Regions from separate parts of the Homo sapiens genome. Here regions 1, 3, 4, 5, 6 and 7 are each linked to region 2. The links are chromatin loops, found by intact Hi-C in ENCODE. Cell type or tissue: endothelial cell of umbilical vein. All regions are shown on one strand.

Region 1 (4,000 bases), 500 kb after region 2:
CATACACCACCATGCCTGGCTAATTTTTAAACATTTTTGTGGAGATGTGGTCTCACTATGTTGCCCAGGCTGGTCTTGAACTCCTGGGCTCGAGTGGTCCTGCAGCCTCAGCCTCCCAAGGTGCTGGGATTACAGGCCTGAGCCACCACGCCTGGACCTGTTGCCTCCATTTTATGGATGAGGACACAAGGCAGGGTCAAGTTTAATGACGTACCTGAGACCACACAGCTAGTATGTGGAAGAACCAAGAATTAACGCCACCGTCTGCTGCTGGAGCCTGTGTTCTTAACCCCTAAGCCCACTGCAGCAAGTCACCTGCCTGACAATGACTTAATTGATAAACTCTTTAATAATGGCACTTTGTTCGCTTTTATTACTATGGGATAGATTTTTACAAATGATGGCAATTTGTAAAACATACTGAGGGGTGAGACGTTGGAGCTGTTGATTCTGACCGTGGTTGAGGAGGTTGGAGAATATTTTACAGGGGAGGAACTATTTAAATTTAACGTTAGGCCAGGCATGGTGACTCATGCCTGTAATCCCAGCACTTTGGGAGGCCAAGGAGGGGTGGATCACTTGAGACCAGGAGTTCAAGACCAGCCTGGCCAACATGGCAAAAGCCTATCTCTACTAAAAACAGAAAAATTAACTGGGCATGGTGGTGTGTGCCTGTGATCCCAGCTACTGAGGAGGCTGAGGCAGGAGAATTGCTTGAACCCGGGAGACGGAGGTTGCAGTGAGCTGAGATCGAGCCACTGCACTCCAGCCTGGACGACTGAGCGAGACCCTGTCTCAAAAACAAAAACAACAACAACAACAAAATCAACAACAACAACAAAAACTTTAAATGATGAGTAGGATTTATAGGCAGAACAAGGAGTTAGAGAGAACAGTTCAAGGAGAAGGGAAGTCCTCTACAAAGGCATTCAGAAGATGTGCACAAACAAGTCCAGATATGTGTTCTGTCTCTTGGGTTGAGCTCTCTGGTTCCTTTAAATCTTTCTTCTATGAATGGTCTATTCTAAGTACCCCAGCCTGCCTAAAAAGTGGTTTTCCTTAGTGCTTTCACCTTTCTCGGTTTACATCTCAAGATATAAAAGTATATGTTAAAAAAGATATACTTTAAATGTATATATATCTTTAAAAAGACATACTTTTAAAACTAAAATGAGTAAAAATTTTTAAACTAAAGTCAGTAAAAATACAAGTAGAAGTACTTGTTGCTGGTCTCGGTCATCATTCAAGATGTGACTGTTGCTCTCAGTACTTGGCTCTGAGAAGCGCCACTTATTAACAGTCTCTACAGTGTTGATAAAGGGGGGTAGGTTTTACTTGCGGTAAAACAGAATCTTCAGGTCGAGCACGGTGGCTCACACCTGTAATCTTACCACCGAGGCAGAAGGATTGCCTGATCCCAGAAATTCGAGACCAGCCTGGGCAACATGGCGAGACTCCATCTCTATTAAAAAAACAAAAGGCAGAGTCTTCATAAGTGGAAATATAAGTTTTAATTATTCCAGCTAAATCATCACAGTAAAAAGATGTTAATATTTATCTCCATACTCATCCTTACCAGATAGCCTTGTGCTCTTGGAATGTCGTATTTGTGAAGTGAGCAAGCAGTATGTAGAATAGCATGAGATAGACCAGTCACCAAAGGTTGTTGATTTCTAGGAATGTCTCATGCTGGTTGCATCTGTGTGTGAACTGGGAAGTTGAGATCGCTTTCCACAGAAATTAAGCAAAATCCTGGAGGTAAGTTGTGGATAGGGATGCTGTAGACTCCCTGACAGCATAGGAACTAGAACTCTGAAGCAAGCCACTGGTGCCTAACAAATTCTTTATAAAGTTGTAGAGTGGATCCATGGGGGCTGACGTGGCCTCCAACGCCTAACATGGTTGAAAAGGCCATGGACTTGTGTTCTGGGTTCCTCTAGAATAACCAAGTCCTCACGTAACCTGGTGTGTATTGACCACCTCTCTTGACCGCTGATCTTGGGGAGCACCTTGCTGAGGGCCAATGGAAAATGCTGGAAGCCATGAGCCCTCCTTGTATCCCTGATCTTAGATGGGTCTATGGTTTTTGGTGGAAGCCATCCAGAAACAGCCTCAAAATCCAGTCTGAGTTTTCATTCCTGTCAATCAATCCTCTTATTTTTTTCCTTCACTACCTTATTTCTAGCAACACATCTTACTTATTCTGTTTTCCCAGAAGATGAGTTGTGTATGAGTTTTGGGTGGACTATCTTGACAACCAAATAGCGTTATATTTAAACGTTTGTGAAAATAATAAGCTTAGCATAACCTGCCTTGACAGATGTGGTATGCCTAGTGAAGTTGCTTAGCTATGGCTCAATCTCAGGATCTGTGGGACTCTAATGCCATCTGCTGGTCACACTGATGGCTGCTGCCATCACTTTCTTGGCCTACTCTGCTGTCTTACTCTATAAGACTAACAGGACCCCATAGTTAGGAGAGCGACCTCTAGCGAGCAGGCCTTGGCATTTTTCTTTTTAATTGAATTCATAAAGGCTTAGAATGCCATTTAGACAATTTGTAATGGTGGGGGGAGGTAAGAGTATAAATATTGAATGTATTCAAACCTGTCAATGATGTTCAACTCTTTTCACTGTGGATAAAGATCTTCTAGATGCAATAGAATTAGATTTTGGCGATTACATCCTATTTTATGGGTGTATCGTTTTGCATTCATGGGCTGTTTGATATTGAAATACTATATAATTTTAGTAGTAAGAGCACAGGATCTGGAGTCGAAGCAGGGTTAAAACAAAGGCTTTGTGGCCAGGCATGATGGCTCATGCTTGTAATCTCAACACTTTGGGAAGCTAAGGCAGGAGGATTGCTTGAACTCAGGAGTTGGAGGCCAGCCTGGCAAAATGGCGAAACCCCAACTCTACAAAAAGTACAAAAAAAAAAAAAAAATTAGCCAGGCATGGTGGTACACGCTTGTCGTCCCAGCTACTTAGGAGGCTGAGGTAGGAGAATTGCTTGAGCTCGGGAAGGCTGGGGCTGCAATGAGCCATGATCACACCATTGTACTCCAGCCTGGGTGACAGAGTGAGACCCTGTCTCAAACAACAACAACAATAGCAACAACAAAAACAACACAAATGCTTTGCCAATTACTAAGTTTTTGCTTTGAGCAGGTTACTTAACTTTTCTGTGCCTCAGTTTCCTTGGCTTAAAATGGAGATAAATGTACCTAAACCACAGAGATTAGAACAATACCCAGTGTGAAGTAAAACACTCAACAACTGTTAGCTATTTGATTTTATTTCTTTGAGATGGAGTCTCGCTCTGTCACCCAGGCTGGAGTGCAGTGATGCGATCTCGGCTCACTGCAGCCTCTGTCTCCCAGGTTCAAGCAATTCTCCCCGTCTCAGCCTCCCAAGTAGCTGGGATTACAGGCGCCCACCACCACACCTGGCTAATTTTTGTATTTTCAGTAGAGACGAGGGTTCACTGTGTTGGCCAGGCTGGTCTTGAACTCCTGACGTCAACTCCTGATCCACCCACCTTGGCCTCCCAAAGTGTGGGGATTACAGGCGTGAGCCACGGTGCCTAGCCCAGCTATTTTTATTAAAACAAAAATCTTGTAGTTTATATCATTCTGGGATAGGAGTAATCTCTGGACCATCTTTCTGGGCCATCTTTTTGTTGGAAGAAAGCTGAGGACAAATGACTCTTGTTCCAAGGATTGGGGAGAGGTTCTGCAAGATGGAGGATACAAACTTGTGCTTGTGTAATCTGGATGGAGAACCCACGGAGACAAAGGTATTCTAGGGGTGTGAATGGGGGTGGTTGTGGCTGTCTCAGAGGGTTTTGTGAGTAGAGATGTAGCCACAAGGATGGTGTTAGATTAATGAAGCGGGGGCAGTGGGAGGTGACAGAAAGCTCAGTGATAAAATCCCGTGTAGTCACTGGATATTGGCTGGGGCTGGAGGAGGCCTCCAGGCTGCTCCATGTGGTCCTTGAG
Region 2 (4,000 bases):
TCATTCTTCTAAAGAGATCAAGGAATAGAATGCAAATTAATGAATATGCTAATAAATATATTAACTAATAAATATGCTAATATGTTCCCTGGCATGGAAACTGGGCCCTTGAATATCACATGAATTTAGAAGGCATAAGATTGCAACATTAATGATTATTTCTATTCAGAAATATATTTCTGCAGCAAAATCCGTTACCTTGCATGCCAAAGTCAAAATATCTTCTACTCTGTGCTCTGGCTTGATCCCTACAGTAACTCCGTGATTGTCCTGAAAGTGGACATAAGTCTGGATTTCCCATGCATTGTCTCGGGGAACACCGTCTACTGTTGAACCATATATATGCAGAAGTTCATCGACCTGTTTGTAGATGCCAAAAGAAAATGCAGACAAATTTGATTAACAAATGAAGGAAACCACCGGCCAAATGTCCTGTTCATTTACGGAGTATTTAGAGTAAACGCTCACACGCTTCACATCACTGGCTTCTCACAGCCCTCTGAGGCTGACAACGTTTCCTCACTCATTTTATCAGATGAAACTGCAGCCATGGGAAGCAGAGTGAAAGTTAGTGACTGCCTGTCCTGTGTTCTTTCCACTGTGTCAATTGACCGCTTATGCCAAGTTAGAACACCACAATCCGGCTGGGAACGGTGGCTCACGCCTGTAATCCCAGCACTTTGGGAGGCCAAGGCGGGTGGATCACCTGAGGTCAGGAGTTCGAGACCAGCCTGGCCAACATGGTGAAACAGCGTCTCTACTAAAAATACAAAAATTAGCCAGGTGTGCTGACGTGCGCCTGTAGTCCCAGCTACTTGGGAAGCTGAGGCAGAAGAATCGCTTGAACCTGGGAGGCAGAGGTTGCAGTGAGCCAAGATCATGCCACTGCACTCCAGCCTGGGCAACAGAGTAAGAGTCTGTCTCAAAAAATAAAAAAAGAACACCGCAATCCATGTAAGGGCTGCTGAGTATCCACGCTTACTGCTCTGGGATCATGGTTGAGAAGGGCCACTGTGAAGCCTGCATCTCAGCCATAATCCCTCTCTGACCTCCCACTGAATTCCAGACACACCTTGTCCATGGTCACTGACATCTGCCTGCCATCCTGACTCTGAACTGCACTTAATCCAGCACAAGCTTTCTCTTCTAAGACTATCTGTGTTTTTGTCTTTGTTTCTTCTTTTTAATTTTAGCCTGACTCATCACTGACAGAAATCTATTTGTTCCTTAAAATTAACCCATAGTCCTGGGAAATCTTTTCTCTATCCTTCAGCTATCTCACACATAGACACTGTTGGAAAATCATCTCAAAGAATACCACCTTCAGGAAGCCTTTCCCAAAAAAGTGTAGTGTGCCAACTACATCATCACAACAATTGCTGACTTCATGCTAATACGTCCTTTTGTAATTCATAACAAAAATAGCATACATTTCTTAAGCGATGTAGACATGTTTCTCTCTGGGTAGGTTCTTATATTCACATAGCAGTAAAGAAAAGATTTGGGGCTTCGAAATCAAAAGTCACAGACTCTACCAGCAAAGTGTGGCCTAGGACAAGATTTACCTTGCTACGTACGATTCAGCTCCTGTTTTGTAAAAGAGGATATTATTAATATAATTCATATTGAAAAAATTACTTGTTACTTAAGTTTTTGTGAGCAAAAGAGGTCACTTATGTGAAACACCTTACATACCAGAAAATGTCACCTGTAGATTCAATACTATCACATTATTATATATCATTCATCATACTTTAAAGTTATCATTAATGGGTGATTTTACTTTGAATTCCATGCATTTTTAAATACAAAGTAAAAGATCCTCCTATGCAGGATTTAAAAACTAGAAGAGACATCGTAAAGAAATTTAAAAGAAGAAAGCAAGGGAAAAATCTGTCTCTCTGTGCCATCTTTTTGAAAACATGGTGCTCAATTTTGAAGTGACATTTCTGGATTTGTCTTGGATCTGTCGCTTTCAGTACATTTTTCTGGAAGGATGATCACAGCCAGAATGCACATCCCCACACGTGCCAATGCCAAAGGAAAAGACAGGACCAGATGCAAGGAGCCAGGGATGCCAGGAACCAGCCCGGACACTCTCTGCTAAAGGCTCTTGTCTTACACAGGCACATTTTTTTCCCTGGTTCATTCTCTCGGGTACTTTTCATCTGGGCAGTGATTTCAACCCGGTGCTTAGCAACAAACAGATGCTGCCTTAAAGGTGCAGGCCCCACCTCTGAAACCAGGCTTGTTGAGAAGCAAACTAAAACCCAGCAGAGGTCACTGTGGAGTAAGAAACATCACAAAGAACAAGGCCCGGAGGAAGTCACAGGCTCCCACTGAGGGTGACAGAGCAATTAATTTACTGCTGCACTTTTGGAGATCAGGAAGAACGTAATTATGGATAAACAGGTGTGGGAGGAACATGAGCAGTACAAATTAACACTGTGCCTTCACACCCTCTTGTTCTCACCGTTACTGACAATCAGAGAAAGACTGTATCACTTGGCCGGGCGCCATGGCTCACGTCTGTAATTCCAGCACTTTGGGAGGCCGAGGCCAGTGGATCACCTAAGGTCATGAGTTCAAGACCAGCCTGGCCAACATGGTAAAACCCTATCTCTACTAAAAATAAAAATTATCCGGGCATGGTGGCACGCGTCTGTAGCCCCAGCTACTCAGGAGGCTGAGGCAGGAGAACAGCTTGAACCTGGGAGGCAGAGGTTGCAGTGAGCCAAGATCGTGCCACTGCACTCCAGCCTGGGCGACAGAGGGAGGCTCCATCTCAAAAAAAAAAAAAGACTGCATCTCGTGAGACCAAATGAAACAAGCTCCTGATGTGCCATCAGTTCACTCACCACTCACAGCCAGCCCTCTCAGGAAGGCACCATCATCACTTCCTATGGAAAAGGCAAGAAAAATATGGCTCAGGAAATTCTAGAAACTTGCCCAAGTTTACACAACTAGTGCCTATGGTACTCCGGGGATCTGAAGGGTGGAAGTCTGGGATGAGCTGGTTCACACCACCACTATACTACACAGAATGCCCGCCTGGCAGTTAACTCCCTTTATATAAAATGGGTGCAACCCAAATCTCCTGATTACTTTCCATTATTCTAAGCCACACACCATGTTCCCATTGAACAGAATGGCTCAGGGAACATTCCCCAGAAGGGAGTGGCATGCTCCTGCTCCACACCGGTGCTCACTTCCATCTCCTCTCTCTGCTGTACCGTCCTTACAAGTAGAGTCAGTGCTGAAACCATATATACCCTCCAACCTGGTTTAAAATGCCCCTGTCTTATGAATTCTCTCCTATCTCTCCTTTCTCTGCCCTCAAGTCCTCTCACTTAGATGAGTTTACTCTCCTATGTCCCTGGTACAGCATTTGGCAAAGCCCAGCTCACAGGAGAGTCACTTCTAAGTCCCGCACCAGGAGAAGATGAATACCAGCAGAGGCTTTGTCTTCTGCATCCTCATTCTCCCTCAGCCATTAACACAGTGCGTCCCACACCCAGGACACACCCAAAACTTCAGTGCTGAGCTGGATACAACTAGAAATTCACAGTCATATTACAGGCAGAAGGGTAAACGCTGTCCGTTTTCAGTATCTTACTCAAATCTGTTGACATAGTGTCAAGTTCTTAATGCTCTCTGGAAGCTTCGAGAAGAAAAATTAACAGATTATTGAAGGAGAATAAGTTCTGGACAAGAGAAAAGTGTGCAGATAGATGGAAGGATGGAAGGACAAAAGAAATAATCCTATTAAAATCCATTAAACAAGGTGCTGTGCTACAACTGCTCTGAGCAATGGTTTTCTGAGTCTACACTGTTGACCCAAGATCTAGTGAACCATAGAAGAGAAGACGCCTATCAAAGCCAAGGCCATCAAAGAGTAAGACCCTCTCAAGAGAGTCCCTCAATGAAAAGTTAAATGTAATTTTTGGTGTGTGTTAGGCAGACAGACAGACAGACACACACACACACACACACACACACA
Region 3 (4,000 bases), 72 kb after region 2:
AGGTGTGGTAGTGCATGCCAGTAGTCCCAGTTACTTGGGAGCTGAGGTGGGAGGATCTATTGAGCCTGGGGAGGTCAAGGCTGCAGTGAGCCATGACTGCACCACTGCACTCCAGCCTGGGTGACAGACTGAGACCCTATCTCAAAAGAAAAAGGATCTACATATCCAACAGAAAGATTTTTACCTAATATTACAGACCAGCCTCTACCATAGACAGATAAGCCTTTAATTCCTTATCTGGATGAAAACTGTATTTTACATACACATACATCCATCTACCCATATAGGCACACACACAATCTTTTTCCACATGAAGTTATTATACACTTGAAGGTATGCTTTATAATTTTTTTTTTTTTTTGAGACAGAGTCTCTCTCTGTTGCCCAGGCTGGAGTGCAGAGGCACGATCTCGGCTCACGGCAACCTCCGCCTCCCGGGTTCAAGCGATTCCCCTGCCTCAGCCTCCCTAGTAGCTGGGACTACAAGCGCCCGCCACCACGCCCAGCTAATTTTTTGTATTTTTAGTAGAGACGGGGTTTCACTGTGTTAGCCAGGATGGTCTCGATCTCCTGACCTCATGATCTGCCCACCTTGGCCTCCCAAAGTGCTGGGATGACAGGTGTGACCCACCGTGCCGGCCATGCTTTCTAATCTTAATTGGCCAATAATAAGAGCCATTATTGAAGACCATCAGTGTAATAGTTATAAAAATTAGCCTGAGCACAAAACATTTAAGTCAGGGCGGGGTCAGGGGAGAAGCGCAGGGAGGAGAGAAAAAATGTTAATGTGAACACAGAACAGGGAATTTTTAGTGCTGGTGGGATAAACCTGCAAAATTCCCTAGTCCAACCCTCTGGAATTACAGATAAAGAAACAGAGACCTTAAGTGACTTGCAAAAGGTCACAGAGCTGGCCAGCAACAGGCGGCAGCACAAGGATGTACCACCCAAGTAACCACAAGCCCCGGGACTGAAGTCAGAGGTTGCCACGGAGGCCAAGTCACATAACACAAAACACGGGAATTCCCAAAATGTTAATTTGGTGTGTGGGGGTGTGTGGGGGTGTGGGGGGGGGGGTGTGTGTGTGTGAGGTAAATACAGAAGAAGAATGAATGCTATTAAATCATGAGCTCTGCTTCCTTCAGACCCAGCAGCCTCATTTCTGTTACTAAAATAGGTAAAATAAAATAAAATAACAGCCAGTGTAAATGAAAGCCTTCCACATTAAGACAGAAAAGGGACTCTGTGATACAAAGGGAAGAAAAATTGTGCAGGAGAAGGAAATTTAAAGAGATATGTATCAGAGAGCAAAAAAAAGATCAGAAGAACAATTAATTGCATGGAAATATTTGCATGCCCCTACTCTAATTCCTTTTTTTTTTTTTTTTTTTTTTGAGACAGAGTCTCACTCTGTTGCCCAGGCTGGAGTGCAATAGTGCTATCTCGGCTCACCGCAACCTCCGCCTCCTGGGTTCAAGTGATTCTCCTGCCTCAGCCTCCCGAGTAGCTGGGATCACAGGCATGCACCACCACACCCGGCTAATTTTTGTATTTTTAGAAGAGACAGGGTTTCACCATGTTGGCCAGGCTGGTCTTGAACTCCTGATCTCAGGTGATCCACCCGCCTCAGCCTCCCAAAGTGCTAGGATTACAGGCGTGAGCTACCGCGCCCGGCCACTAATTCCTGCTTCTAGGTTTTCTTAAAACAATTCTGACCTTTTGATACATTTTATATGTAGATCCCTTCTCTGCCAGAACCTCCTGTACACATGAATTATCTCCAACATTCCTCAGATATTTCCGATGGTTTTGCATTGTCTGATTTCATTTTTTATTACTGAGGTCACCCAAATGACTTTAGTTCTATGAATTTATAAAGTCACTTGGGGTTTCAAACTATGTAAGGTTTCTCAAGTTCTTTAGACTGCCCAACTACAGTCGTATACTGTCAATTTAGTTCTCCATCCTAAAATTACAAAAACCAGAGAGTTCCAAATCATAAAACTAGACTTGATCTTTCTAATGCTTTATTCTGAGATAATAATATAACAGGACATATGTGTTAACAGGCATCTAAAATTAAATTCCTTGGCAAAGATCTCTGAGAAAAATGTAAATTACCACTTACGAAGTATTCTATTTTGAAGGATACAATGTAAAATGACCCATGTAAAAGCAAAAATGGCAAGCTATTAACAATTATAGAATCAAGTGGTGGGTTTATGGGTGTTCACTATACAATTCTTTTGATTTTTCTATATTCTTGCAAATTTTCTTAATAAAATGTTGGGAGGAAAATATATGTATACACACACACACACACACACACACACACACACACACACACACAATAAATTAATCCATAAAAAACACCATGTTTTACTAATACCTAGTCAAAAACTATGCAAAAATTGTTGCAAACCTGACTGTAATAAAAAACCTGAATATCCTAGACTGCATGTGCACACATGCATGCAAAGATATATTCTTGAGGGTTTCTGTTCCTATCCAGAGAAGAGCTGGAGAATATAAAATGATAAGATGGGGCATTGGAACACCCCCAGAATGAAAAGTTTGAGAGCCACTATCACATGACAAATTATTATTAATAAAAATAAGGGAATAGTGGAAACATCTCAGGCTTCAAAACCAGTAGATCTGGGCTAGCAATTCATCTCTTCAAAACTTAGAGGCTTCCTGAATCCCATATCCTTCATCATAAAGTGGGGTTGACAATCATAATGCCTATCACAAATAAGAAATGTAAATAACATGTTCTAATCTATAAATAATTATAAGAAAAACTGACATTAAAAATATAAGTTCTAGGCCAGATGCAGTGATTCACACCTGTAATCCCAGCACTTTGGGAGGCCAAGACAGGCAGACCACTTGAGGTCAGGAGTCCAAGACCAGCCTGGCCAACACAGTGATACCCCATTTCTGCCCCAAAATTAGCCAGGCATGGTGGCACGCACCTGTAGCCCTAGCTATTTGGGAGGCTGAGGTGGAAGAATCACTTGAACCCAGATGGCAGAGGTTGCAATGAGCTAAGATAGTGCCACTGCACTTACTCCAGCCTGGGCGACAAAGTGAGACTGTGTCTCAAAAAAAAAAGGCCGGCACGGTTGCTCATGCCTGTAATCCCAGCACTTTGGGAGGCCAAGGCAGGCAGATCATGAGGTCAGGAGATCAAGACCATCCTAGCCAACATGGTGAAACCGCATCTCTACTAAAAAAATACAAAAAATAGCCAGGCGTGGCAGTGTCCACCTGTAGTCTCAGCTACTCGGGAGGCTGAGGCAGGAGAACCCGAGAGGCAGAGGCTGCAGTGAGCCGAGATTGCACCACTGTACTCCAGCCTGGGCAACAGAGCAAGACTCTGTCTCTAAATAAATAAATAAATAAATGTTCTAAAGTAATGTGAACTATCAGAAATAACCTCTCTGCTTAGAATTCAAAGAAGAAAACAATAAAAACTCCTTCCATATTCTTTACTTCTCAGGTCAAACACAGAATGCTTCTGACAGAACATCTGACCAAGCACCACTCCTTACTGCTTAGCTATAGTCAAGGAAGAAAAGTAAAAATAAAAGAATAACAATCATAAGTAGAGATTAAAAATATAAATTACTTTTACCCAACCAGGATTACAAAAGATTAAATAATCCCTCACAAACGTAAATGTGCACCTTGGATGTAATTACATTAATGGGCAAAAAACCTCGGCAATATTCATGTGCTGAAGAGGGCTTCCCCACACTGTTTCTGATGAAAAAGCAATACTTTGAATAACGTAGGCTGAAGGAACACAGACCTTGAGAAATGCGGTAGCAAAAATGTCCCAGATGAAGGCAAGACTAGAAGAAAATGAGGCACACCAAGTATCTGCCTGAGAATCCTGAGATCCTCAGAAACATTACCGGGGGAGCTGATTTTTCTCCCCATTTGATCAAAAGGCCCAAATTTAGGAAGTCTGTTTCTAAAACCAAAGGTTTCC
Region 4 (4,000 bases), 1.0 Mb after region 2:
CTCAGGAAATCTTGTGGGAAAAAAATGGGGCATGCATTCATAATTTTTCATTTTCTTCCCCACCCCAACCCCCATGAGCTCTTAAATTTAGATTTCTATCTCTTGTAAGTCACTCTTTTAACCAGCAAAGGACTTTCATCTTAGATTATCCTTTCTATTAAATAAACTTTAAGCTTTGTGCCATTTATGCCTGCAAACCTTAGACCAAAGGCAACACAACTAATGTCATCTTTTCATTAAAGACTAATAGAAATTTAGAAATCATTGTGTTAAAGAGAGCTATAGAGAAACAATATGAAAGTCTTCCCTTACTAATCACCATGAATATTTCTCACCATAGGAATAACCACAACCCACCAAGTACCCATGTTGGCCCTGCCTACCCGTAACAAATTGTTCACACAACCTATTTTGTTTTATAGCTTCAAAGTGTGGCTTGACATTCAAATGGAAGGAACCACCTGAATTATATCTGCAAACAAAATGGAAATAGTTGTTGAATAGTTCCCCAAGCTTTACTAAGAAGCCTTAATACTCTGTAAACAAACAAACAAACAAAAAACAACCTTAGCATTAAGAAATAAAAACAAAAAACAAGAAGCAAGTTGTACTGCTAGAAACTTCTCTAAGATAAGAGGCCAGGCCAGTCAGTTTGGCCCAGCAAACATGTGGGTACTTCTCCACCTAGGGAAGCCACTGAAGATGAGTTTGACCTGTGGTGACCTGACAGAGAGAACATTCAGATCCTCAGATTGCACCCTGATGCCCTGGTTTAGGAAAGCAGTGCTTTAACCTTTTGCCCCTGGAAATTACTGATTCTTTCTGTGATTAGCAGATACCAGAAGGGAAATTATTTAGGATTGGCAATGTAAAGAGTATTGAAGGAACAACAAATAACAATAGCAGAAATAACAGTGTGACATAAAGTGCCCTTCCACCTATTTTTCTTTGGTTTGCAACACCAGCCTGTAGACTTCCAGTTTTTCTTAAATTGAAGAGCTCCAGACACTTTTGAGCAGGGTTTGTGAATAGCTTTGAATGCTTTCCTTTGGCTTTTCGTGAAGACATATTTCCCCAGCCTTTCAACTGTAAACTCCTTTAGTACCATTGAAACTTAAGGCAAAAAAGATCCCTGGGATTACTTAGCCAAGGCTTAAATTTATTTTTCAAAGTCAAGAACATTAGCCTAGAAGTTTTTGCTTTGCTAGTTAAAGCTTACTTTGCAGAGCTTCCCAAAGTGAAAGGGAAACTGAACTTCACAATTTTGCACCTGGCTTTCTGGAGCCCCATTGCCTGCTCATTCGTGTTTTTCCCCCTGTAAATTATTTTGCTTTTGACCAGGTTGTGCTAGAAAGTAGGGCTGCTTCTGTGAGTTCTCAGCCTAGGCTGTGGCCACTAAGACGTGGGTGGGGGGATAGACAGGAGTGAGAGGGAGAGTGGGTGACACTTTCCGTGACACTTAATGTAGGAAGACATGGGCTTCTCTCTCTTGGCCTCAAGCCACTTTTCTGGTCCAAAGAATATTGGGAAAACTGGATTACTTTCAGTATATTTCTTGAGACCGGGTCATCTCTGAAATGCATTTGGGGTAGTTTCCTGGGGTCCAAGGGCCAATTCCTATACCCAGTCCTGCAGTGTCTGTGAGCTGTGGAATGAGAGAGAAAACCATGGCTGCTCAGGAAGGAAGTGGAGAATCTCTCAGCACACGTAGATCCAAATCTGTGGCACCTGCTAAAGATTAGGATTTGGAGAGGACTCCTCTTTGGGGTTGTGAAGAGGACCTTTTCCCTCTGTTGTTAGCCTGTAGATCCAGAACGGAGCCTGATGTGATGCCTTCACTGGTTGATATATTGCAAATAGACACTCTGAGCCCTGCATTGCAAGGGCGTCTTTTGCTTTAAAGAATTCTTAGTTTTGCCACAACAGCTCAAATCTCAGAATAGGATCAAAGGCCTAGAAAGACTCCTAAAGTATAGGATTACAAAGACTCCAGGAAGCGTAAGAAAGAGATTGTGTTTGGAGTCAGATTTCAATGTGAAACCCATGCCTTACATTTACACAGCACTTTGTAGTTTGCAAATTGGTGTGTTTTCAGCCCCCTCCCGCTGCCCCATGCTCTGAGATGATTGTGGATTATTACAGTGAAGTGCCTGGCCCGGAGCCCCCAGTGATGAAGCAGGAACTTGAGTCTCAGGACTCCCAGCGGCTCTCTGCCCATTTCCTCCTCTCCGCCCCCCACCTCGCTTCACCTGTTACCTTGTGAAGTTGCTGTTGGCACATAGCCCACTAGGAAACCAAGAAGTTTGACTGGGAGCGTGTGTTTCATTGCACTGGGCTTAGCATACGGCTGGCCCTGGTGGCTGTTTGGCTAAATTCTCCATTTGAAACCTAAAGGGCCCTCTCTGTGCTTGAGCACAGTCTCCTCCTAGTGGTCCTGCCTCAACCTGCTGGCGGGCTGTCTATGGATTGGGGTTTCACCTAATCATGCTGTGTTTCCTTTCTTTTCTTTCTGTACATTAGACTACTTGGGAGGTGCTGTGTGATCCTTGGATGAAAAACATATATTTAAAGAAATGGAGAGTGTTTATTTTGTTTGCTTTTTGAGGCATGTGCTGTCAAATGTTAGAGACCAAACTTAGTGATTAGAGGTTGGTCCTTTGACCTTCTTCTCTTAATTGCTTTTCATGTAATCATGATAATTTACTCAGGTAGCACTCCAGTCACAAACAATGTCACAGAGATGAAACAGATTCAAAGAAAAAATATTTTTAAGTCTTTTGAAAAGAAGTGCTATTCAAATTTAAGACATGTTTAAATTCATAGGTACATTATCTCTTAGTAAGAAATACTTTTTTTTTTCTTTTTTTAGACAGAGTCTTGCTCTGTTGCCCAGGCTGGAGTGCAGTGGCACGATTTTAGCTCACTGCAACCTCTGCCTCCCTGGTTGAAGTGATTCTCCTGCCTCAGCCTCCCGAGTAGCTGGGACTACGCCCGGCTAATTTTTATATTTTTAGTAGAGACCGGGGTTTACCATGTTGCCCAGGCTGGTTTCAAACTCCTGACCTCAGGTGATCTGCCTGCCTCTGCCTCCCAGAGTGCTGGGATTACAGGTGTGAGCCACCACACCTGGCCGAAAGACAGTATTTTGATATAGCCACATACATGATTTAATGAGTAATGTTAAGTACAGAAAAGCTGCCATATCCACATAGTTTTAGGGGGCATTTCTTCTTCAGTCTAACAAGAATATGATATCCAATTGTGGTTTTCCAATTTATTTCTCTTCCAATTTCTTTTGTATACCTCACAGGAGAAATTGAATCCTAGAACTGGGAGATGACTGCCCTGCCCAGGGTTTTGTAATACATAATTGAAAATAAAAGTCCCTGAAACTAAATGTTTGCAGCCTGTATGAAATGGACTGTGGAAGGGGGATAATTTCTCTCCTCACAGAAAGCCACTCGTCTCCTTGAATGAGGCATTGAGCAGACACACGTTTCTCTGTGTCGTGGGGCAGGAAGCAATTCCCTTGCCTCTTCAGCACATCTCAGTTCTTTCCCACATGACCCCAGAACCACATAGAAAACATTGAAAATAATGGATTCTTCATTGTATTTGAATTTTTTTTTTTTAACCTTTAGCCCAAAAGGGAAGTGTGCCTCGTGGAAAGAGCAAATGCCGTAAAATAGAAACCAGGAGTTTTAATCGCCATATATTTTAATGTGCTTGCATGATGGGAATGTGACTTTTAGCACTGCATGGTGTTTGGGGGCAAGATATTAATGTGGAAATCTTAGCTTAAGTTTTACTGTGCTCTCATCCTGTGTCAGCTACCCCTCTAAACTGAAAAAGAGGCATGGCTCATTTCTCTCCTGCTTTATGTTTTTGAGGTTGACTTGTAAGATAAAAATAAAAATAAGAAAAAAATATATCTAGGCAAATGACATGAAAAAAAAGTTGAAATATACTACTGGTGTTCATTTTTGTCCTGCAGTGTTGC
Region 5 (4,000 bases), 250 kb after region 2:
TTGCTCTGAGACCAGTCCAGACAGTGCTGCCTCCATCACCACGCATGGCTTAACTGACACAGAAACACAAGATGCTTTCACCTAAACAAGGCCTCTGTGTTACCCAGACAGAGCGTTCACAATGTGGGAAGCCCCCATTTTCTCAGCCCCGGAAATCTGTTAAATCCTATCAATGCAGGAAATTGAAAAATTCTCTTCTCAGGAGATGGTTAGGCTGAGAACTGATAAGTGGTGCGGTGAGGGGAATCTGCCTGGAGCTAGGAGGATGAGGCTGGTCCTTGTGTTTCCATAATCCTATTAAGCAGTCCTAGCCGAATTTAATCTGGTCCTGAAGTGGATGGCTGGAAGATAATAGGTCTTGGACTTTAAGTGTCACTTAACTATATAGGTAAAACTCTAATCTCTGCGCTCAAGGGCCCATCAGTGTAATCAAACTGAGGACTCTCAGAGGAACCTGCTTCCCCGGCAGCCTGGGGTTGTAGCAAACGGTAGTTACAAAGTGCTCCTTGGAGATAGGTGCCTTATTTGAGTGGAAGCAATTTACTCTGTTCACTAGAAACTCATCCTGTCTAGACGACAGGGTTGATCTCAAGTGTTGGAGTAAAGAGGAAATCCTCCATAACTTGCTTGCCAAGGTAAAGACTCAGGTTCACCCTTGGAGTAACTGTAATCAATCTCAAGACGTCCTCTGGGTAACAAAGGATGCTGAGACAGCTGCTTCTTCATTAGCCAGGAACACGAAGTAGAAACCATCGTGAGCAGAGTACCCATTAGCTGACTGCAGCTCAGCCCCCACCATGGATGGCCAATTTAGATGAATAAATGTGCTTTTGTCTAGTTGTTCTATCAATTACTAACAGAGGGATGTTAAAATCGCCAACTGTGATGGTGGATTTATCTATTACTCCTGTAAATTCTGTCAATCTTTTGTTTTCTTTCCTTTTTTTTTTTTTTTTTTTTTTTTAAGACAGGCTCTCACTCTGTTGCCCAGGCTGGAGTGCAGTGGCACAGTCATAGATCACTACAGCCTCAACCTCCTGGGCTCAAGAGATCCTCCTGCCCCAGCCTTCTGAACAGCTGGGACTACCGGAGCGTGTTGCCACGCCCAGCTAGTTTTTAGTTTTTTGTAGCAACAGGGTCTCACTATGTTGCCCAGGCTGATCTTAAACTCCTAGGCTTAAGCGATCCTCCCGCCTTGACTTCTCAAAGTGCAGGGATTATAGATGCGAACCATGGTGCCTGGCCTGTCAATATTTCTTCACGTATTTTAAGCTCTATTACTGGACATACACAGTTTTATGCCTTATATGTTCCTGGACAATTGTCCCTTTTACCTCTGGTAATATCATCCTGAAGTCTATTTTATTGTATATTAATATGGCCATTCGAGCTTTCTAAAACATACTGTTTGTGTGACATATTCCATCTTTTTTCTTTCAACTTATCTGTATTTATATTTAAAGGCAGCATAGAGTTGGGTTTTTATTTCTGCAGCCTAACAATTTCTGTCTTTAAATTGGACCGTTTGGTCAATTTATATTTAATGTTAACTACTGATGTGATTGCATTTAAGTCTGCTGCTCGAATTTATTTTTAGTTTCTCTCATCTGTTTTTTAAATTCCTCTGCTCCTTTCTTACCTTCTTCTGGATTAATTAAACATTATTTAGAATTCCATTCTTATTTCCCTATTGCCTTTTAGCTGTGCCTCTTTGTATTTTTTTTAGAAGAGTTAATATGATATTTATTTATTTATTTTTTAGAGATGGAGTTTCGCTCTTGTCGCCCAGGCTGGAGTGCAATAGAGTGATCTCAGCTCACTGCAACCTCCGCATCCCAGGTTCAAGCGATTCTCCTACCTTCAGCCTCCCAAGTAGCTGGGATTACAGGCGTGCACCACCACACCCAGCTAATTTTTGTATTATTAGTAGACACGGGGTTTCACCATGTTGGCTAAGCTGGTCTTGAACTCCTGACTTCAGGTGATCCACCCACCTCGGCCTCTCAAAGTGCTGGGATTACAGGCATGAGCCACCTCACCTGGCCCTAATATGATTTTTAAAAGAACAAAAACAAATACCCTAATACCATCTGCCTCAGGATATCAAATCAATATATTAAATGATGTAATTGGTTATCTAGAAGAGCTGAGAATTCTCCCACCGTCACTCCTACCAAGTCCTTAAAAATAGAGAAAAGCAATTCTTCTAGCCCTTCTATGATTCTATACAGGAAAAGAATTGAGAGGTTTTTCTTTAATCTTTATAAAAATTGAAATCCCTGAAACTTCACAACTTCCATCCTAAAGACTCAGATTTCTGCACTTCTGTTATGTTTCCTCATGGCTCTTCCATGAATTTCCTCTGTACTCATGCAGGATTGCAATGCAGTCTCTGAAAATACTCTCCAAAATCAAGTGTCAGGCCCGGAGAGAACTAAACAACTCTACGGCTTGCAAGGAGCGCCCTCTTGAGGTAGCCTTTATACAAATGTTGAAATCTGTATGCTTTGGCTGAATTCACACTTCCAGCATGGCAGGGTAATAAAATCAATCAATCCAGAAGATACACCAGCTAAATTACGGATGTAAATATCTTCTTATTAGAAGTGAGTTCTAACTCCTGAAAGTCAAGATACTCTCTAGCAGAAAAAAAGCAAAAGCAAAAACAAAAAACAAAACAGTGCTTCACTAAATGTATTCCTTAAATATAAAGTAATACAAAGCTAGAAATACACTAACAATCAGAAATATAATATGATTCCAGCATTCTGGTGCTCCTGTTCATTTTTGATATTGTTCCTTATCTTGAACACGAAAAGGTAAGCTTTCTCCAGGGAGACAGCTGGTGGGTGTGGATGTGTCACACAGTGGTCAAGAGAAAGACTCCTGATCAGAGGCACCAGAGCTTCGAGACTGATTCTGACACTTCCCAGTTTGCGTGAACCTGGGGAAGGTTTTTGTTTGTTTGTTTTGAGAGTGCAGTGGCACAATCATAGCTCATTGCAGCCTTGACCTCCTGGGCTCAAGTGATCCTCCCACCTCAGCCTCCCAAGTAGCTGGGACCACAGGCACACACAACCACACTAGGCTAATTTTTCAGTATTTTTGTGTGGAGATGGAGGTTTCCGCCATATTGCCCAGGCTGGTCTCGAACTCCTGGGCTCAAGTGATTCACCTGCCTAGGCCTCCCAAAGTGCTGGGATTACAGGTATAAGCCACCACGCCTGGCCTTGGGGGAAGTTTTTTAATCCCCTTAAGCCATGTGCAAAATTAGGGTGATAAGAGAATCTACTTCAGAGGGTTGTGAAGAGAATTAATAAAATGCACACAGAGCCTGGAGCACAGGACCCAGTGCAGAGGGAGCCTTTGTGCGTGCTGGTGCTACTGATACTATCTATGCTTGTAAGACTCTAATGGGGCCAGGCGCGGTGGCTCACACCTGTAATCCCGGCTCTTTGGGAGGCCGAGCCGGCAGATCACGAGATCAAGAGTTCGAGATCAGCCTGGTCAACACAGTAAACCCTTTTCTCTAGCAAGAACACAAAAATTAGCTAGGCATGGGGTGGCGCACCTGTAATCCCAGCTACTCGGGAGGCTGAGGCAGGAGAATCGCTTGAACCCAGGAGGCAGAGGTTGCAGTGAGCTGAGATTGCACCACTGCACTCCAGCCTGGGCAACAGAGCAAGACTCCGTCTCGGGAAAGAAAAAAAAAAAAGACTCTAATGAAGAGCAGGACACCAATAAAAAGAACAAAAAACACTAAATCTGCTCCTTGTGTCCCTGATTATTACACTCTTTCAACTTTAGAAAAAAAATTCATTTTTTTCTTTTTTTTTTTTAAACCATCATTCAGGACGTTGTATGCTAACTTAAAACAACAGCAAATTTAAGGTGTTGTGCATATGACACTTGAACAAGCACAGTCCAGAGGATGAGTTGATTAAGTCACTTGCCCGATTTTCATGGTTCAGCCAAAGCTACCCGCACAGTTCCAATGCCC
Region 6 (4,000 bases), 310 kb after region 2:
ACATTTAATTGCAAAAAAAGCATCAATATGAGTCACTAAAAACAGCAACTAAAAATGTGATTATGTACTCCACAGAAAAAATTCCAGATTTAAAAAAAAAACTCATTGTACAAGAATGAGCACAGGAAGAGCTTTAAATAAAAAAAAGTAGAGAAAATTTAAATCATTAAAGATTCTATACACATCTGGTTCCTTGACATAGATGTTATTCATTAAGAGTTAGTGAAAACACAGAATATACTCTGTTTTGATCCTCAGAGAGCAGTCAATAGAGTGAGGTTTAAGAATTCAGCTACCATATCCCAGCATGAGTTCTATTTAGGAAAAAAATGGGTATGCAATTATAGCAGATTGAGTATTTACTACATTCTATGTACTATTCTAAGTACTTTACCTATATAACTCAATGACTGCATACCACAATGCTATGAGGCAGGTACTAGTATCAAGCCCATTTTACAGATGTCGAAACAGGTGCAGAAAGGATAACTATAAGATAACCTCATGACTACTAAGTGGCAGAGTCATAACTCAAATCCAGGCACTCTCTCCAGGACCCATGTTGCTAACCACTGCAATGTGCCCTCTGCACTGAAGATGAGAGTGTTAGAGCTGAAGGGAACCATGAAAGCACCTACATTGTATTCTCCTTCTGTAAACTGAGGCCCAATCACATTGGTCTATGATTCCCCGCTGCTTGCTCCATTCACGACATTCCTTTATCACCTTTTACAGCCACCTTCACAGGAACTTGGGTCATTGCACAAGGCTGATTGGAGATTTACACATTTGTTTTGACTATCTGGTAAGGGCACCATTGCAGTTTTATAACAAACCAGCATTTTGTTCAGTTCTCACATACTCCTCTGTTATCAGAAACCTCTGTGGCGATAATCATATAAAACAATATTCTACGAATATTTTGTTGGACACTCAGAGAATCAAACACTATGTAGCATGGACACTATAATACTGTAAACGTCTAAACAGTTTTAATAAGTAAAATCTCATTCTTAAATGGACGACAGTACTGAAAAGAATACCTTTGAAACAATTTTGGATTTGCAAATTAAATGTTAAGAATAGATGAAAAAGTCTCCAACCCCATCTCAGATGCTGAATCTGATGAATGTTAAAGTTCTTTCAAACTCTGAAACTGAGAGTTTGAATGGCTGCTTCTGTGAAATCATAGTTTCTGGTGCTTTGGCTGATTCACCTAAGTATACTATGAGACAGTGTGCCGGGGCTCTACTTAACCTCATCAGAATACGCTTCCATTATGTGGACAGACAGTAACAGGTGACTCTCAGGTGATAGATAACAGGCAAGTGATTTTGTTAAGAGGTGAGGTGGGAGTGGGGTGGGAATTTGGTTACGTTCCCAGAAATATCAATGATTGTTATTAGTTATAACATTCTAGGATAACTAGCTCATGTTATTAGTTATAACATTCTAGGATAACTAGCTCATCCCTAGAAGCAAGCACTGGGTTTCCTTTTATAGGTGCACAGTGACCTCTACTGGTACAAGTATAGAATCCCGAAGTGCAATTTGCTCCGTAAGTGATTTTCGGAGGCACAACTAAGAATATTTATTCTTTGAAAAGGACACCAAAAAGAAAAGATACAATTTTAAAAATACTTACTTTTTGAAACCTTTTATAATTTTCAATTAATGAGATCTCCTCCTCTACCAGAATTAGACATTTCAATTAAAGTTGTCCATACACATAATATCACAGAATGCAAAGAACTAAACAGTACTTTAATTTAAAAATCCTGCTGCTAAGTGTTATGGTGTCAAAAGTGCTATAAAATATAATTATTTTGGAATAACTCCAATTTACCCAAAAAGTACCAAAGACACCAATTATAGAAGAATTATAGCGTATATTTAAAATTTGCAAAATGCTTTGAAACTTTGCATTGTTGAATGCTAAGTAGCTCACCTTCCCACAGATATTTTGCTTCCTTGATTTTAAAACAATTAAAGTATTGGTTTTCTCTCTTAAATCCCAAAGGCTATCAGAAATAAACTGTAGGTAGGTTTATTACATTTAAAGAAACTTCCAATAGGCAAGTTTTACCTGCATGTGAAACAATGCCAAGTGAGATGCTGACGTCAAAGACAGCCTCCATATATGTCATTATTTGTCATGCACATCAAAATACTGTACAAGAGTTCAAAGGAAAATCAGTTTTTAAAAACCCATGGCAATATTTTTAATTATTGTAGGCTGAAATTATTTCCTTCAAACTGTATTTCCGTAACTTTCCACTGCAGAAAATGAAGTAGAAAAGAATTTAAAATGATACTTTTCAGTGATGAACACTCAAACCAAATTTCATTCCAAGAGCGGGAGAATACAGCATCCTTAATCTTGCCCATTTTGTTTGTTTTAACAAAGTATAATAAAAATAGCTGTGAACTAGTGAGTTAGCCAGTTTTTGCCCAGAATACATGTAACAGAGTTCCTTTTCAAGAAATTATTCATTGCTTAGTAAGAGTAATGAATTGGGAAAAATGAAGACATTTTTATTTAACTTTGATAACTAGGACTTGCATATGTGTATGGCACATCTCACTATTTCTGTTTATTAATTAATCAGCCCATATTTGCTGTACTACATGCAAGGCACTGCTGGGGATACAAGGGTGACAAGGCATAGTCCTTGCTCCTAAGGAACCAGCACTTAGGGAAAATATGACTGCTATACAAGTAACTATAAGAACATATTTTATTTCATTATTTTATTTTGAGATGGAGTCTTGCTCTGGCACCCAGGCAGGAGGGCAGTGGCGCGATCTCGGCTCACCGCAACCTCTGCCTCCCAGGTTCAAGCGATTCTCGTACCTCAGCCTCCCGGGTAGCTGGGATTACAGGCGTGCACCATCATGCCCAGCTAATTTTTGTATTTTTAGTAGAGACAGGGTTTCGCCACGTTGGCCAGGCTGGTCTCGAACTCCTGACCTCAGGTGATCTGCCCACCTTGGCCTCCCAAAGTGCTGGGATTACAGGCATAAGCCACCGCGCCCAGCCTATAAGGACATATTTTAAATAATTCGCCCTTAAAAGATGGAGTTTTTACTAAAAAATGATCTAAACTTTTCATACAACTCCCTACTGCCTCCCTCCCCTACCCCTGCCCCACATAATAATATCTGTAGCCACCTTGTGGGGCCCTGCTTCTGCAGACCTGTAAATGTCTTCTCTTTCCTTTCATATTTTGGGCATCAGATGGGGAAAATTATGCTTCTGGCTCAAGGAATATCCGTATTAACCACTGTTAAAGCAATTGCTGGGCCAGGCATAGTGGCTCATGTCTGTAATCTCAGCAATTTGGGAGGCCAAGGTGGGAGGATCGCCTGGGCCCAGGAGTTTGAGACCAGCCCAGGCAATATAGCAGGACCTCCCCTCTACAAATAATTTTTAAAATCAGCTGGGTATGGTGGTTCCTTTCTGTGGTCCCAGCTACTCAGGAGGCTGAGGCAAGAGAATTGCGTGAGCTCAGGCAGTCAAAGCTGCAGTGAGCTGAGATCATGCCACTGCACTCCAGACCCTGTCTCAACCCCCTACCCCGGCCCCGCCAAAAAAAACAACCCACAATTGCCACCACACAACTCCTACTCAAATAATCATATCAGTAAAATATGTCCTAGGATCACATAGTGAATAGACACATACTAACAGCTTTCAGTAGTGAAAGGTGAAGAGAAAGAGTGAAGCCTCATGGTGAATCCATCAGGGCCTGGCCTCTGTTTTGTACTCTCTACTCTCAGCCTACAGGATAATGCTTTACTCACATAAGGATAACACAGGACACTACAAAAGCAATTTTCTAAAAGTTAACTCTAATTCCCTGAAAACATTCATGGGTTTTAAAATTATAAACATTAAATCACAGCCGGGCATGGTGGCTCACACCTGTAATCCCAGCACTTTGGGAGGCCGAGGTGGGTGGATCACTTGAGGTCAGGAGTTCGAGACCAGCCTGGCCAA
Region 7 (4,000 bases), 350 kb before region 2:
ATCTGTTACTATTATTTTATTGACCTATGTTTGGAAAATAAATTTATTCCTGAAACAGGATATAAGGCAGGGAAAGAACTCTCTCCTTTCATTTGAAATGATCCTGGTTTTCACATGGTAAACTTTATTATTGTCAGCTTTAGTATCTTTAATATTGCTGTCTTCTCTATATCTTGAGAATTACACTTGATTTGTCTCTTATTTCTCAGATATCTTTTTCTGGGTCTATATGTTCTCCTATTCCCAGCAAAAGCTAAGCCTTCTAGTCTCTTTTTATGTCAATGATCTAGGAAGCTCTTTTCTCCTGATTCCACCGGTGAACCTAAATGACCGTGTCTCTTATTACAGCTTTAGCTACTCTTCCTAATCCATTTCTATTGGACTTGCTGCCTCAGACTTGATGTTTTTATCTTTTACAGCACACATTGCACTTTATGTTCATCACAATATGTTCAAAATCCTCAATTTCTTTCTATAGAACAGTATTGTGTCTTCCTGTTCCACTTTATAGCACCAATAAATTCTTTTTTGGAGACAAATAATCTTTTGATGCTTGAGCTTCTGATGTCCCTCCTCTCCTCTCCTCTCTTCAATCTCTGCCTCATGGATACATCAATACACATGATTTATTACTTTCTAGATTAAATTTCCAGAATTCTAAATTCAGAATTCTGAATTCATCATTAATTACAATGTCCTCCCTTCAAATTTAGGCTTATTGAACACCCTAACACAATGATGACATTTAAATTTCCAAACAAATAATTTAAAGTCTATTTATTAATACTATATTTAAAAGATGTCTCCAATACAAATCATCAGCACCATTTTGGGCCAGATAGAAAGAAAAAAAGTATACATCATCATCTCTTCTTCCTTATGCCTCATCATAATTACACGTGCAGGATTTTTCCTCCTTATCGCCATCATGTATGTAAAATCATTTTTATTACCTTTTAACTTTATCAGATAAGCATTTTATAGGATAAAAACAATTCCTATATCCTTGTTTGTGCCAGGAGAGTATCTGTGAGAGCCTTAGCAGAAGGAGATCCAGAAGACAAATCAATTAATAAGTGTAAATTACACTTAATATTTGACAAGCACTATGGTACCAAAGGCAGAGTTCTTGTCCTAGAGGGCCGTACAACTCATTTAATGACAGGAATATGAGATGAGAAAAGGGAACTGAATAACTGCAGGAGTGTGTGTGTGTGTGTGTGTGTGTGTGTGTGTGTGTGTGTTGGTATGTGATGAAGCAAATATAACTATACATGACAATCAAAAACATTTTCAGATATATAAAATATAGAAAGATAGTTCTGTTTTGATTCAAGGATCTTGAAAATTTCTAAGCACTTTTTTGTATCTCCTTTTTATTTTCCATGATACTTTAAAGAGGTAAAGGAAGACATTGGGAAAATGTTTTAAATTATTGTTATAGAAATGAACCCAAACAGGCGCCAACTATGATTTTTTTTTTCAAAAACTCATTGTTACTGAATTCAGATAGTTGCCCATCCTTTATCAGCCATTCAAGTCAATCAAGAATAAAAGATTATTTATTTTTTCAAGATTGATTTTTAATGTGTGGATATTCTTTGAAGCCCTCTGGCTATAATTCATGCAAACACATTCAAAATATATAACTGAAAGGCAAATGTGACTACTCTCTGGACTTCATGGCTTGTCACTGAACACACGTTCACAAAACCTGAGCATGTCCCAGCATCCAGAATCCACAAGATGGCATTAGTGTTCACTTTTTTCCCCCGTTTTAAAGCAGTTAATTTTATGACTGTCACTAAATTGTCTTTTTTTTAAGAAAAAGATAAATATTTTTCCTCTCCTGAGATATTTCTTAATATGATTAACAATGATTAATTTGATATCTTTGGAAAGACTTGAAGTAAAAGAAAATGACTTGCCTGTTCTTCGTATCTGTGTTTTGAAAGTTGATCACCTCATTCCTCCAATTCTATATCTCTCCTCTTTTATAAGACCCAGAGGCTGCACTGTCCAATACAGTCACCAGAAGCCATATGTGCTATTTACATTTATTACACTTAACTTTTAAGATTCAGATCTTCAGGCCAGGTGCAGTGGCTCATCCTGTAATCCCAGCGCTTTGGGAGGCCTAGGCGGGTGGATCACTTGAGGTCAGGAGTTGGAGACCAGCCGGGTCAACATGATGAAACCCTGTCTCTATTAAAAATACAAAAATTAGCTGGGTGAGGTGGCAGGCGCCTGTGGTCCCAGCTACTTGGGAGGCTGAGGCAGGAGAATCACTTGAACCCAGGAAGCGGAGGTTTCAGTGAGCCGAGATCGTGCCACTGCACTCCATCCTGGGTAACAGAGCAAGACAAGACTCCACCTCAAAAAATAATAATAATAATAAGTAAATAAAAATAAATAAATAAATAATAAAATTCAGATCTTTGGTTGCACTAGCCACATTTCATGTGTTCAATAGCCGCATGAGGCTCGTGGCCACCATACTGTACAGAGCAGATATTAAACATTTCATGACCCCAGAAAGCTCTATTGGACAGCACTAACTAAAGAATAATAACTCAGGGACCTGAATCTATATCCAGAAACTGATACGTACAAACAATATCCCCCTGTTGATGATATCTGTCTTTGTGACATTTACATTCTGATATAAAAATAGAGGTGAACAGAACGTTGAAATTTAAATGCAAACTTTCACCCACCTCTGTGTACAGAGTGTTCTAGGAGCATTGCTGCATCCTTCAAAATATTCTCATGTGAGTCGTGTGTTTAGGATGCAAACTACTTTACACAATATTGGGCATCTTCATGACAGCTATTGACGTCTTTAATTATTTTTAACTCCACTTATATTATTGAGCTCAGTGTAGTCATGGCTTTCAGAAGCACAAAAACAAAATAGTAGGGCTGGAAAGGGAGCTGCAGATCATCTGATCCTGCCTTCTTGTATGATTCATTAGGCTGCAAGGCCATAGAATGAGGCATGTGATGTAACAGGAAGTCCTTTGGCCCAGGAGACCAGAAACAAAATCTATTCTGGGAGATCTTGGTTGAACTTTTCTGTACCCAAGTTTCATTACACAGGAAATGAAGGGATTGGGAAAGGTTATTTGCAGGTTTACTTTCAGCTCTCAATGTCTCTCTTGTGTTACATTTAGTGTCAGGAATCAAAGGGGTTTCAAAGTCACAAGATAAAAATAGTACATCTACCTTGAGTATTAATTTTACTCAAAGATTTAAAAAGGAAAAGGTAAGTATGTTGACTGATAAGTGATTTAAAAATTATCTTTTTATCTCTAAAAAATGCAGATGTGTTTTTGGAGGAGATAAAACATAAAATACAAAGAAATATTATGCCAGCACTGAGCTACTTGAGATACACTCCCAAACCCCTTCAGGATTTTCATTCATTCTTTCTGCCTTTAGGGACAGTTTTTAAACATTTGAGAAATGCTTCAATAGGTAATAGCACAGAAGTGAAAAGCCTTCCAATGACAAATTGGGAGACTTCCCTGCTGTTTGATAAGGAATACAAGCTCAGAAATTACAGTTAAATCCGTAACAGGATTAAAGTTCATTCACAAAGAAATACAAAGCAATGATGTAATGCTTAATAGTGATGATGTTGGTAATGATGCCAGAAATCTGGGCTAAATAATTATTAAATTTCATATAAACATAGACTCTGGATTTCCTAGAGGCTAGGTAAAGAGAAAACAGAATGGGTGATATCATTCTCATTTTATAATAAATGAAGAATATAGTCACATAAGAAAAATAGACAAACATTCCCAAACTAAAAAATAAAAAATAAAAAAAATCAGAGAGATTGAATGCAAGTGTGTTTTATAAGAAACATAAATTAACATTGTGTTTAATAGCAATTTTACAAATGATAGAGAGGTATTCTTCATAAAGCCATTTCTTAGATTGACCCTGGATAAAGGTCAAAAACATGTTAATGTATTGGGAATTTGTCGAACCA

Evidence for each region. Hi-C counts contacts between places; a loop is a spot of excess contacts. Peaks named below come from ENCODE experiments on the same cell type or tissue, not always from the same donor. Only the 100,000 strongest peaks of a DNase experiment are listed, where the experiment ranks them.
Region 1: it touches region 2 in a loop (20-fold over the local background); 68 of 110 quality-filtered maps call a loop at or near these places.
Region 3: it touches region 2 in a loop (8-fold over the local background); 5 of 110 quality-filtered maps call a loop at or near these places.
Region 4: it touches region 2 in a loop (7-fold over the local background); 5 of 110 quality-filtered maps call a loop at or near these places.
Region 5: a loop joins it to region 2, with 18 times the contacts of the local background. A loop is called at or near these places in 101 of 110 quality-filtered maps.
Region 6: it touches region 2 in a loop (18-fold over the local background); 74 of 110 quality-filtered maps call a loop at or near these places.
Region 7: a loop joins it to region 2, with 9 times the contacts of the local background. A loop is called at or near these places in 18 of 110 quality-filtered maps.

The regions. Positions count from the first base shown.
Region 1 is chr6:154,674,195-154,678,194 of GRCh38, reverse strand. No RefSeq gene overlaps it. Among named protein-coding and RNA genes, the nearest start is that of SCAF8, 57 kb to the left of the region's middle. In endothelial cell of umbilical vein, a CTCF peak has its summit at 2,431 (motif pointing left); a DNase peak (open chromatin) is centred at 2,404.
Region 2 is chr6:155,173,176-155,177,175 of GRCh38, reverse strand. It overlaps TIAM2 (TIAM Rac1 associated GEF 2), which reads right to left. Exons shown (of 27, transcript NM_012454.4): 10 at 199-360. Among named protein-coding and RNA genes, the nearest start is that of CLDN20, 89 kb to the left of the region's middle. RefSeq lists a silencer at 515-644 and an enhancer at 2,138-2,197. In endothelial cell of umbilical vein, a CTCF peak has its summit at 2,246 (motif pointing right); DNase peaks (open chromatin) are centred at 2,285 and 2,885; H3K27ac peaks cover 995 bases.
Region 3 is chr6:155,101,118-155,105,117 of GRCh38, reverse strand. All of the region lies in intron 2 of TIAM2 (TIAM Rac1 associated GEF 2), which reads right to left. Among named protein-coding and RNA genes, the nearest start is that of TIAM2, 110 kb to the right of the region's middle. In endothelial cell of umbilical vein, no CTCF peak of the experiment used is centred here; a DNase peak (open chromatin) is centred at 1,827; H3K27ac peaks cover 554 bases.
Region 4 is chr6:154,154,647-154,158,646 of GRCh38, reverse strand. It overlaps IPCEF1 (interaction protein for cytohesin exchange factors 1), which reads left to right. Exons shown (of 12, transcript NM_001130700.2): 12 at 1-4,000. It also overlaps a transcript of OPRM1 not described here. Among named protein-coding and RNA genes, the nearest start is that of OPRM1, 120 kb to the right of the region's middle. In endothelial cell of umbilical vein, a CTCF peak has its summit at 2,443; a DNase peak (open chromatin) is centred at 2,436.
Region 5 is chr6:154,926,995-154,930,994 of GRCh38, reverse strand. No RefSeq gene overlaps it. Among named protein-coding and RNA genes, the nearest start is that of TIAM2, 66 kb to the left of the region's middle. In endothelial cell of umbilical vein, a CTCF peak has its summit at 2,466 (motif pointing left); a DNase peak (open chromatin) is centred at 2,454.
Region 6 is chr6:154,865,773-154,869,772 of GRCh38, reverse strand. No RefSeq gene overlaps it. Among named protein-coding and RNA genes, the nearest start is that of MIR1273C, 14 kb to the right of the region's middle. In endothelial cell of umbilical vein, a CTCF peak has its summit at 1,514 (motif pointing left); a DNase peak (open chromatin) is centred at 1,502; H3K27ac peaks cover 481 bases.
Region 7 is chr6:155,528,174-155,532,173 of GRCh38, reverse strand. No RefSeq gene overlaps it. Among named protein-coding and RNA genes, the nearest start is that of NOX3, 74 kb to the right of the region's middle. In endothelial cell of umbilical vein, a CTCF peak has its summit at 1,713 (motif pointing right); DNase peaks (open chromatin) are centred at 1,753 and 2,963; H3K27ac peaks cover 2,226 bases.